Linked DNA regions of Homo sapiens: region 1 is linked to region 2. A link is a contact called in ENCODE Hi-C or POLR2A ChIA-PET data. All regions are on one chromosome and are shown on one strand. The core of a region is the stretch at or near the end of the contact, and the rest is flanking DNA. Distances in the headings are between cores, read along the strand shown.

Evidence for each region. Hi-C counts contacts between places; a loop is a spot of excess contacts on that map. ChIA-PET counts read pairs that join two places held with the same protein, here RNA polymerase II (POLR2A). Pooled maps may share reads with other maps.
Region 1: a loop to region 2 is called in a pooled map, with 1.9 times the contacts of the local background. The contact joins two enhancer-like sites. A Hi-C loop is called at or near these places in 2 of 50 pooled maps. POLR2A ChIA-PET finds 5 or more read pairs at or near these places in 5 of 52 experiments (CD4-positive, alpha-beta memory T cell, CD8-positive, alpha-beta T cell, GM10248 and 2 more).

Annotation. Positions count from the first base shown.
Region 1 is chr9:129,993,284-129,998,630 of GRCh38, reverse strand. It overlaps FNBP1 (formin binding protein 1), which reads left to right. Exons shown (of 17, transcript NM_015033.3): 2 at 3,673-3,788. Among named protein-coding and RNA genes, the nearest start is that of FNBP1, 47 kb to the left of the region's middle. RefSeq lists enhancers at 1,967-2,036, 2,057-2,156, 2,297-2,576, 2,987-3,116. Within about 2 kb of position 2,835, at least 9 of the 41 ENCODE cell types and tissues checked have a DNase peak (open chromatin) inside an H3K27ac peak, as active enhancers do; they include CD8-positive, alpha-beta T cell, where a contact is called at or near this core.
Region 2 is chr9:129,859,645-129,865,518 of GRCh38, reverse strand. It overlaps USP20 (ubiquitin specific peptidase 20), which reads right to left. Exons shown (of 26, transcript NM_001110303.4): 7 at 4,486-4,582; 8 at 3,907-3,976; 9 at 2,220-2,333; 10 at 138-216. Among named protein-coding and RNA genes, the nearest start is that of MIR6855, 7.0 kb to the left of the region's middle. RefSeq lists a silencer at 295-589 and an enhancer at 2,134-2,303. Within about 2 kb of position 2,243, at least 5 of the 41 ENCODE cell types and tissues checked have a DNase peak (open chromatin) inside an H3K27ac peak, as active enhancers do; they include CD8-positive, alpha-beta T cell, where a contact is called at or near this core.

The DNA of each region.
Region 1 (5,347 bases), core at 1,586-4,085, 130 kb before region 2:
GAGCATATCCTCTGGGCAAGTTTTCAAGGTGGCACCTATGACTGCTGAAAACAATCAAGGCTTTGGAGATTATGGGAAATCATACAGGGAGAGGGCTTTTTTGTTTTTTTTTTTTTGAGGTGGAGTTTTGCTCGTTTTGACCAGGCTGGAGTGCAATGGCCCCGTCTTGGCTCACTGCAACCTCCACCTCCTGGGCTTGAGCGATTCTCCTGCCTCAGCCTCCCAAGTAGCTGTGATTATAGGCGTGCGCCACCAGGCCCAGCTAATTTTGTATTTTTAGTAGAGACAGGGTTTTACCATGTTGGCCAGGCTAGTCTCAGACTCCTGACCTCAGGTCTCAAACTCCTGATCCTCCCGCCTCAGCCTCCCAAAGTGCTGGGATTACAGGTGTGAGCCACCGCGCCCGGCCATTTTTTTTCTTTTTTTTTTTTTTTCGAGACAGAGTCTCTGTCTTTCGCCCAGACTGGAGTGCAGTGGTACAATCTCGGCTCACTGCAACCTCTGTCTCCTGAGTTCAGTGGATTCTCCTGCCTCAGCCTCCTGAGTAGCTTGGATTACAGGTGCATGCCACCATGCCTGGCAAATTTTTGTATTTTTAGTAGAGATGAGGTTTAGTAAAGATGACTGTGTTGGCCAGGCTAGTCTCAAACTCCTGACCTCAAGTGATCCGCCCACCATGGCCTCCCAAAGTGCTGGAATTTTGGATGTGAGCCACCGCGCCCAGCTGGGAGAGGGCTTTTAAATAAAGGAAAGGGTGTTTATGTTTTTGGTTTTTGTTTTTTGAGACAGGGTCTTGCTTTGATGCTCAGGCTGGAGTGCAGTAGCCTGATCATGACTCACTGCAGCCTTGAAGTCCTGGGCTCAAGTGATCCTCCTGCTTCAGCCTCCCTAGTAGCTGGGGCTACAGGCATGTGTGCCATGATGCCCTGATAATTGTTAATCATTTTAAAAATAAATATGATTACTGTGAAACTAGATCCACAAAGGGTTACTGATAAGCAGAGGGCTTTGACGAAGTCGTGCTCTCAATTTGTAAGAATGATTTGTAGTCATAGCTTGAGTTGTGTGTATATTTGTTCTCTCAAGTAGTTTAAGGTGATCTTCAGTCTCGTTTACACTATTAGCTTACTTGATGACCCTTGACTTTATAAATAACATAATCTAGTGTTTCTTAAACTGAAATCTAGGGGTTTGTGGAATATATATTATTGAGGACCAAGAATCAACTTTAAATATTAAAAATTATTAGTCATAAAGACAAACATTTTGCACTTTTGTTTTATAATTTTGTATTTAATTTTTTGAGACATAGTCTCATTCTGTCACCCATGCTGGAGTGCAATGGTGTGATCTTGACTCACTGCAACCTCTGCCTCCTGGGTTCAAACAATTCTCCTGCCTCCCTCAGACTCCCGAGTAGCTGGGATTACAGGTGCCTGCCATGACGCCCGGCTACTTTTGTATTTTTAGTAGAGATGGGATTTCACCATGTTGTCCAGGCTGGTCTCGAACTCCTGGCTTCAAGTGATCCACCCGCCTTGGCTTCCCAAAATGCTGGGATTACAGGCGTGAGCCACCTCACCTGGCCAAAATCTCAGTCATACCTTAATAAAGTGGTTTTAAAAAAAAACAGGCCGGCCGGAGGCAGTGGCTCACACTTGTAATCCCAGCACTTTGGGATGCCAAGGCGGGAGGATCACTTGAGCCCAGGAATTCAAGACCAGCCTGGGCATCATAGTGAGACCTCCTCTCTGCAAAAAATACAAAAATTAGTGAAGGCATGGTGGCGGGTGCCAATAGTCCCAGTTACTCAGGAGGCTGAAGTGGGAGGATCACTTGAGTCTGGGAGGCAGCAGCAAGCTGAGATTGCACTACTGCACTCCAGCCTGGGGGAAAGAGCACGACTCTGTCTCAAAACAAACCAACCAACAAACAAAAAACAGTCTGAAGTAAGACACTGAATGTATACTGTTAGATTGCACAAGCGTAGGATTAAACACTAGCTTTATATTTTTATATTTGAGTTGGCACTTCCCCATTTCGCATGATCCTCATGACTGATTTGTGAAATTAGGAAATTAGATTATAGCTGCGTCTTACAGGCAAATGACTAAAACTTGAAACATTTGGGGGCCTGTCTCTGTGAAATCCCTTTGCTGGGGCTAGAACCCTCATTTATGACTGTTACCTCTCAGGAGGCAGCAAATTTTCCATGGAGAATTCCATTTCCACTGGAATTCTCTCTTCCCTGTGATGTGCTCATGCCCCCTCTGGCTCGCCCCCTTAGTCCTTTCTGGGCTCTGCTTCCTGGGCCAGGCCCTCTTTGCTAATTCTGTGTATCCTTGCTGTCGTCTTTGGTGTTCTGATCCTCGGCTGTTGCTTGAGATCCACCTACTCACTTGATGCCCTTCTTGAGTTCTAAATCCTTCTGTGTTTCCAGCTCTCTTCTGGACAGGCCAGTCCCTCATTCAACATGTCAAAACAACATTTAATTTTCACCCCAAACTGTAGCTCTTTCTTATCTGGATCTTCTGTTTAATTCCGGGAAGCAGAACCTGAAAGTCACTCTGGAATCCTCCCTCCCCCTCATACCCTTGCCAGCCTCCACGTCCAACCGGCCACTCACACACTAGTTGATTGTGTTTGTTAAATGTCCCTAGAATTCTTCCCTTCTGTGCCTATTTTGTCTCATCTAGACTGTTGGAGCCATTTCCTGGCTTTCTCTTCCAAGTCCTCTTGTGCCTGCTGGAGAGTCTAAACTCCTAAGCTCGTCCTTCAAGGCCTTGGGTGATCTAGCTCTGAGCTGTCTCTAGTTTCATCACTCGCCAACTCCACTTCCCTTCTGCCCCACCCACCTCCACCTTGCACTCAAAGACAAATTCACTTGATTCCTGGATATCTCCATGTCTTTGCATTAGCTGTTGCTAGCATACCTGTCCCCTCTCATTCTTTATTTGGGGGGACAGAGTCATGCTCTTATACCCAGGCTGGAGTGCAGTGGTACAACACCATGCCCAGCTAATTTAAAAAAATTGTTTTTGTAGAGATGGGTTCTGTGTTACCCAGGCTCCCTCTTGTTCTTCCAGACCAGAAACCCCAAGGCACAATGCAAACTCAGGCTGTATTTTTGTTCATTTTGGTTCCCCAGCTCCAGGCACTGTTCCTGGCTCACAGTGTGGGTTTGGTGTATGTTTGGAAGAATAAAATCCATGTGTTTTATTTTAATCATTTGAAGAAAGCAAAATTTTGTAACACTTCCCCCCGTTCCTCGGCTCAGATTCAATCAGCTGTTTTGAATGATTACCCAGAGATAACAGTTAAGGTGCAAACCGTGTGTGGCTGTGTTTGTGTGTATGTTTCACCTGTCGGTTTTTGGCGTCTGGGAATGACATTTTTCCTTGCACTGAGACATCAGTTATATCTGAAAACTATGTTTCTAAAAGGAATAGGAAATATGAATGAATAGGTCAGAGTTCAGTACTCCAGGCGGTTTTCAAACCAAATTTGGTAATGTTGATTTAAAATGGCTCAACAAAAAAGCACCCCAAGTATAATCATGGAAAATATTAGTACTACTTTGTATGTAGTAATATGTTGTTAAGAGAATTATTCATTGAAATTATGTTAATCACAGGGAAAGACCATAACTTCTCTCTTGGTTTGTTTCAACAGGATCAGTTTGACAACTTAGAAAAACACACACAGTGGGGAATTGATATTCTTGAGAAATATATCAAGTTTGTGAAAGAAAGGACAGAGATTGAACTCAGCTATGCAAAGCAACTCAGGTAAGTTGATATTGAAAAAGGTTATTTGTTAACTGCAAAATGATGTAAGGATAACGTATATTCTCATTTTACAGTATAAATGTATATTTTAAATATTTTTCCTTTTATGTAAGGTAATATTTCAATAGAAGTGATTGTTTTTCATACAGAAAATTAATTTTCATAGAACATTAAAAATAAAAACTAAATTACTGCTTTAAGGCCCAGTTTTTTTTTTCAACAAGATATTTGCTGAGTTTTGGAGCAGCTTGTTTCTCAGTAAACTTTTTATTGAAATATATTAATAACATATGTACAGAGAAGTACACAAATCATAAGTGTGCAGCTCCATGAATTTTGACAGTGTGAACACACTCATGTAACCGGGCACCCAGGTCAAGAAACAGAAAGACCAGCCTGGCAGGCCCCCTGGCCCCCTCCAGCTCCCCACTCTCCCCCCAGCGGTAACCACTCTCCTGACTTCTAACCGCGTGGATTAGTAGTGCCCACTTTTGAACTTTACATGAGTGTAATCATTTGGTATGCATTCTTGTGTATCTGGCTTCTTTTGTTCTATATTACGTTTGTGAGATTGACCATGTGGTAGCATGTGGTGGGATCTGCTTATTTTCATTGCTGTTGAGTGTTTTGGTCTGTGAATGCACCAGAACTCATCCGTTCTGACTAGGTGATTGGTTGTTTCTAATTTAAGCTATAATGAGTAGCGCTCCAACGAGCATTATTGTACAAGGCTTTTTGTGTGTATCTGAACACATTTCCTAGGATCTACGTAGGCATCTAATTGCAAGGTCACAGGCTACTCATATGCTTAGCTTTGGTGGATAGGGTTCAGCCATTTCCAGTGTGCTTGTACTAATTCACACTCCCTTCTGTAATGTGTTGAGGGGTCATGTGGAATAGTATTTTAAAAGTACTTCGGGCCGGGCGCAGTGGCTCACGCCTGTAATCCCAGCACTTTGGGAGGCAAAGGTGGGCGGATTGCCTGAGGTCAGGAGTTCGAGACCCGCCTGGCCAACATGGTGAAACCCCGCCTCTACTAAAAATACAAAAATTAGTGGGGCATGGTGGCAGGCGCCTGTAATCCCAGCTACTTGGGAGGGTGAGACATGAGAACTGCTTGAACCCGGGAGGTGGAGGTTGCAGTGAGCTGAGATTGTGCCACTGCACTCTAGCCTGGGTGACAGAGTAAGACTCCTTCTCAAAAAAAAAAAAAAAAAAGTGCTTTGGGGCCAGGTGTGGTGGCTCATGCCTGCAATCCCAGCACTTTGGGAGGCTGATGAGGGAGGATAGTGTGAGCCCAGAGACTTCAAGACCAGCCTGGGCAACATAGTGAGCCCCCTGTCTCTGTTTTTTTTTTTTTTTTAAGTACTTTGGATCTCCTTACATCTTTTAATGATGAGATTATCCAAGAAATTTGTGTTTTTATAGAATATATTTAAAAGTTCTTGGTAGAACTAAGCTTGAACTTGAAGTGGCATGCAAAGTCCTTAATGATTTCATGTTGTATAGTTGTAGTTGAATTGGTTTGTGGATATTGTTTTAAGGCCTGTTAAAGAGCT
Region 2 (5,874 bases), core at 994-3,493:
GGAGTGAGAGCCTGGTCCGTGAGACCTGCCAACCAGTGCTCAGCTGCCATTGCGATTTTCCACTCTGGTTTTGGCGTCAAAGTCAGGCCTGGTGGGTCATGGCCTTGGGTGTCCCCTGGGCAGCTCAGATGGCTTACCTGCTGGGCATAGCCTCGGAACATTGGGTTGACCAACTTGATCCCATGAGACAGACTGGTGGGGACCACGTAGCTTGGCCTGTAGGAAGCCCAAACCCATTAGTCCAGGTAGCCTGCCTTGAGCTGCTCATTCCCGAGAGAAGCAGGCAGCCAGCCCGTCAGGCTGGATCAGAGTGTGGCGTTTCCTGACATTTGGGGAGGGGCCTACTCAGCCAGGAGCCCCAAGAGGCTCACACATCTCTACAGACAAGAAGAAAATGTCAAGTCATAGCTGCCTCAATTAAGCAAAGAGCTCAAATAAAATAGCATCATTTCCTTCTGGTGCACAACAAACTCGCCTAAACATGATTTGTTTTCATTCTGAAACACTTACTGTGGTTTTCTCATTTCAAAAGTAAGACATGTTCATTATTGACAAATCTAAAATTTCAGAAAAGTACAAGAGAAAAACACCACCACCAATGGCACCAGATACTTACCATTAGATTTCTGGTTCTGTGAAACTACAGATGCATATACAAAAATACATACAGATACACATTTAAACTTGGCTTCTTACACAAGCGGAATTATATTGTACCATGCTGGGTTTTTTTTTTTTTTTTTTTGGGACAGAGTCTTGCTCTGTTTCCCAGGCTAGAGTGCAGTGGCATGATCTTGGCTTGCTGCAACCTCCGCCTCCCGAGTTCAAGTGATTCTCCTGTCTCAGCCTCCCAAAGTGCTGGGAATACAGGTGCGCGCCACCATGCCCAGCTAATTTTTGTATTTTTAGTAGAGACGGGGTTTCACCACATTGGCCAGGCTGGTCTCGAACTCCTGACCTTGCGATCCACCCGCCTCGGCCTCCCAAAGTACTGGGATTACAGGAGTGAGCCACTGCACACAGACTTTTTTTTTTTTTTTTTTTTTTTTGAGACAGGGTCTCACTCTGTCGCCCAGGCTGAAGTGCAATGGCATGATCAAGCTCACTGCAGCCTGCCTCAACTTCCTGGACTCAAGCGATCCTCCCACCTCAGCCTCCTGAGTAGCTGGGACCACAAGTGCTCACACCACACTCAGCTAATTTTGTAGTTTTTGTAGAGGCGGGGTCTTGCTGTGTTGTCCAGGCCGGTCTCAAACTCCTAGGCTCAAATGATTCTCCTGCCTCGGCCTCCCAAAGTGCTGGATTTACAGGTGTCAGTGACTGCATCTGGCCCCACGCTGGTTTTTAATCTGCTTCTACATTTAATACATATTTCTCCCATGCTGGTTTGTTTTGTTTTTGTTTTTTTTTTTTTGAGACAGAGTCTCGCTTTGTCAACAGGCTGGAGTGCAGTGGTGCGATCTCGGCTCACTGCCACCTCCGCCTCCCAGGTTCAAGTGATTCTCCTGCCTCAGCCTCCCGAGTAGCTGGGACTACAGGCACACGCCACCACACCCAGCTAATTTTTGTATTTTTATTAGACACGGGGTTTCACCATGTTGGCCAGAACGGTCTCGATCTCTTGACCTCGTGATCCACCTGCCTCAGCCTCTCAAAGTGCAGGGATTACAGGCGTGAGCCACTGCGCCTGGCCCTACGCTGGTTTTTCATCCGCTTCTACACATAATACATATTTCTATGTGCTCATTTAAAATTATTCCCAACTTTGACTTTTCCTGGAGAAACAGATCTAATCACAGACTCTGATCTTTAAATTAATTTCATACTGTGCCAGAAGCTCCATCCAGTCTGTGCTCCCCTGCCCCACACCTCCTTCTACACACACAGTCCTGGCTGAGGCCGGGTCACCATGTCTCTTGGCAAAGACATCTACCAGTGGCTGCTCGGTAGGGTCAACAGTAGGTCAAATTCTAGCTCACTTTTTGCAGGTTCTATGACCTTGAGCAAGATACTTAAAGTGCTCTGCACCTCAGTTTCCCTATTTGTAAAACAGGACTGGATGCAATTTCCACCCCGCAGGCTTGCTGCAAGCATTACCCGGGACAAAGTGAGGCAAGTCCTCGCTGGGGGCTGAATCCACAGGAAGTACTCAATCATGGGTGCTGACAGGAAACCCCAGTCCCCACACACCGCCCAAGGCTAGGGATGCAGCTGCTCACCGTTTCTTATGCCAGACCTCAGAGACCAGCTTCTGGTAGCTCTTGCACAGGGCTGGCTTCTTATCTGTGCGCACCAGGCCGCCACACTCCAAGAAGAACTGAGTCAGCGGCGGGCTGGGTGCAGGGGAGAGAGAGCCAGGTCAGGAGAGCAAATGAGGCATGCGGCAGTTTAGAAAGGGCTGCATAGCGGGGAGCCCTGAGTGCTCGCACAGGGAGCACAGTGGCCCTGGACCCAGAAACTCCTGAAGGTGACTAGAAGGCTCCTACCAGTTATGAGAAAATTGTATCCTCCAAAATTCATCTGCGAAGCCCTAACTCCCAGAGACAGGGCATTTTTATTTTATCTCATCTTATCTATCTTACCTTATTTTTTTATTATTATTATTATTATTTTGAAACAGAGTCTCCCTCTGTTGCCCAGGCTGGAGTCCAGTGGTGCAATCTTGGTTCATTGCAACCTCTGCCTCCCGGGTTCAAGTGCTTCTCCTGCCTTAGCCTCCCGAGTAGCTGGGATTACAGGCACATGCCACAATGCCTGGCTAATTTTTTTGTATTTTTAGTAGAGACAGGCTCTACTAGTTGGCCAGGCTGGTCTTGAACTCCTGACCTCAGGCGATCCACTTGCCTTGACCTCCCAAAGTGCTGGGATTACAGGCGTAAGCCACGGTGCCCAGCCAAGACAGGGCCTTTAAAGAGGTTATTAAAGTTAAAACGGATTGGGTGCGGTCAATTTTTCTTTTTTTTTTTGAGACGGAGTCTCGCTCTGTCACCCAGGCTGGAATGCAATGGCATGATCTCAGCTCACTGCAACCTCCGCCTCCCGGGTTCAAGCGATTCTCCTGCCTCAGCCTCCCCAGTAGCTGGGACTACAGGTGCGTGCCACCACGTCCAGCTAGTTTTTTGTATTTTTAGTAGAGACAGGGTTTCACCATGTTAGCCAGAATGGTCTCTATCTCCTGACCTGGTGATCCATCTGCCTCGGCCTACCAAAGTGCTGGGATTACAGGCGTGGGCTACTGCGCCCAGCCTGGGTGTGGTCAATTATTAACAATAATTGACCTGCATCCTGCCACCTGAGGATAGTTACTAGGAACATTTTGGGACATAGCCTTCCAGACTTTTCTACGCATTTGTACCCATTCCCTCTCTGCTTCCCGCATACATATACTGCATCTCTAACCTCCACTGGGTAGGAGAAGCACGTCAGACACAGGAGACATCCTTGGCCTCATGGAGCTCACAGCCTTATCCTTAATGGAAAATCGCATTTCTCCCATAAAACGGGATTGTACCATGCAATGCTTTATAACCTCCTTTTTCCCCCACTCACCAGATTCTGAACCCCTTCTTGTTTCAATGCATGTTGTCTTGTGCCATTTTTCCTGCACTTGCTGCAAGGGCTATGAGAATTTATACTCTCTTGCAGATGGGCCTTTAAATCATTTCCAGTAAACAACAGAGCACTGAGCCTCCTTGCACGTACAACTTCCCCAGCATCTCCGGTTATCTCCTCAGGATACATTCTGACTGGGAGGATTGCTGGGTCAAAGGGTATACATGCTTTCAGGCATTTTGCTGTGCATCCTATACATGTGTTTGTGGGCAACCGGCTGGGGGCTGCTACTGCTGCTGTTTCCGGGGCTTTGCCAGGGACAGCTCTCGGCCCTCGGACAAAGTGTCGACCTACCAATTGGACAGGGCCTGCAGGGCAGCGTTCATGTAGCAGGAGTTCCCGAGGTTCTTCATGCCCGTGAGGCCTGGGAAATAAACACAACGGGGAGGAGCAGGTGAGCACCCTGCCCCACCGAGGAAACCTTGCAAGTCACATTTGGCACAAAGGTGTGGCTCTCAACTGCCCAAGACCCAAGAAGAGGACATGGTGGAAGCGTTCCACCCCAGGAATCTTCCCAGTAAACTAACGTGGTTCCTGCTCACAACAGCTGCGGTTACCTGAGTGTTTTAAACAGATGAACTCCTTTGCCCCTCCGCCCAGCCAGGCCCACTGTCCAGACCATACAGCAGAGGGGTCGGCCTGCCCAGGGTCACCCAGCTGGGAGAGGGGACAAGATAGCCAGCTCTCCAGAACCTTAGCTAGGCCAGCCAACTTCTGGGGTGAAGCCACCATGCTAAACAGCTTATCCGTCACCCCATCCTTCCTTGCCCATATAGCAGGTGCAAATAGAGACCAAGACTCTGGCGGTTTCCAGCCTCCAGATGAGGGCCCCCAGCCCAGCCCATCAGCTTCCCCTGCTGTGGGGGCCATTACCTCGAGGTTTCAGGTCATCGTCCTCTGACTCAGACTCTCCTTCATCAGCCACAGCAATAGGAACAGCTTTCAGAGGGTGGGAGGGTGGCGGGGAGTCCTGTGTTAAAGACCCAAAGTGAGGAAAACAGTGAACAGAGGGGCTGGGGTCAGAGGCCCAGGTGTCTCCCAAGGGCTGGAAGTCCAGCCCTACTGCCCGGAAGGCCCTACTGGGCTGAGCCAGTCCAGCTGAGCAGAAGGTACTGTGAAAAGAGATAGGATTGGTGGCCTTGCCCTGGGAACTCCTTGATTTGTGTGTGTCTGTGTTTTTTTAGAGACAGGGTCTTGCTTTGTCACCCAGGCTGGAGTGCAGTGGCACAATCAGAGCTCACTGCTGACTCCAACTTCTGGGCTCAAGGGATCCTCCCACCTCGCCCTTCTCAGTAGCTGAGACTACAGGTGCATGCACAGCACCCAGCTAACCTTTTTATATTGCCCAGGCTGGTCTCAAACTACTGGGCTCCAGTGATCCTCCCAAAGTGTTAGGATAACATGAGCCACTGTGTCCAGATGTTGACTTGCATTTTTTTATTGGCAATAAAAAAAATATTTTATTTATAATAAATTTGGAGAAAAATAGAAACATAAACATGCAACCCCATTTTCCTGAGAGAACTGCTGTTAATAGTCTGTATGTATCTTATGTAGACGTTTTTTTTTTTCTTTTTGAGACAGAGTCTCGCTCTGTTGCCCAGGCTGGAGTGCAATGGTGCAATCTTGGCTCACTGCAAGCTCCGCCTCCCAGGTTCATGCCATTCTCCTGCCTCAGCCTCCTGACTAGCTGGGACTACAGGTGCCCGCTACTATGCCTGACTAATTTTTTGTATTTTTAGTAGAGACGGGGTTTCACCGTGTTAGCCAGGATGGTCTCGATCTCCTGACCTCGTGATCTGCCCGCCTCGGCCTCCCAAAGTGCTGGGATTACAGGAATGAGCCACCGCGCCTGGGCTATGTGGACTTTTTTTAAGAGATAGAGTCTTGCTCGTCGCCCAGGCTGGAGTGCAGTAGCACAACTATAGCTCACTGCAACCTTGAACTCCCGGGCTCAAGTGATCCTCCCACCTCAGCCTCCCAAGTAGCTGGGATTACAAGCATGCGCCACCATGCCTAGCTAATTTTATTTTTTGTAGAGACAGGGTCTCACGCTGTTGCCCAGGCTGGTCTCAAACTCCTGGGCTCAAGCGATCCTCCTGCCTTGGCCCAGCAAAGGGCTGGGATTACAGGCATTAGCCATGGCGCCCAGCCTGTATTATACAGACTTTTAACTGTTAATACACATGCACAACAAAAACAAGATATTGCATATACTGTTTTATAGCCTTTTCTATAAAAATTCATAAATATCTACCAAGT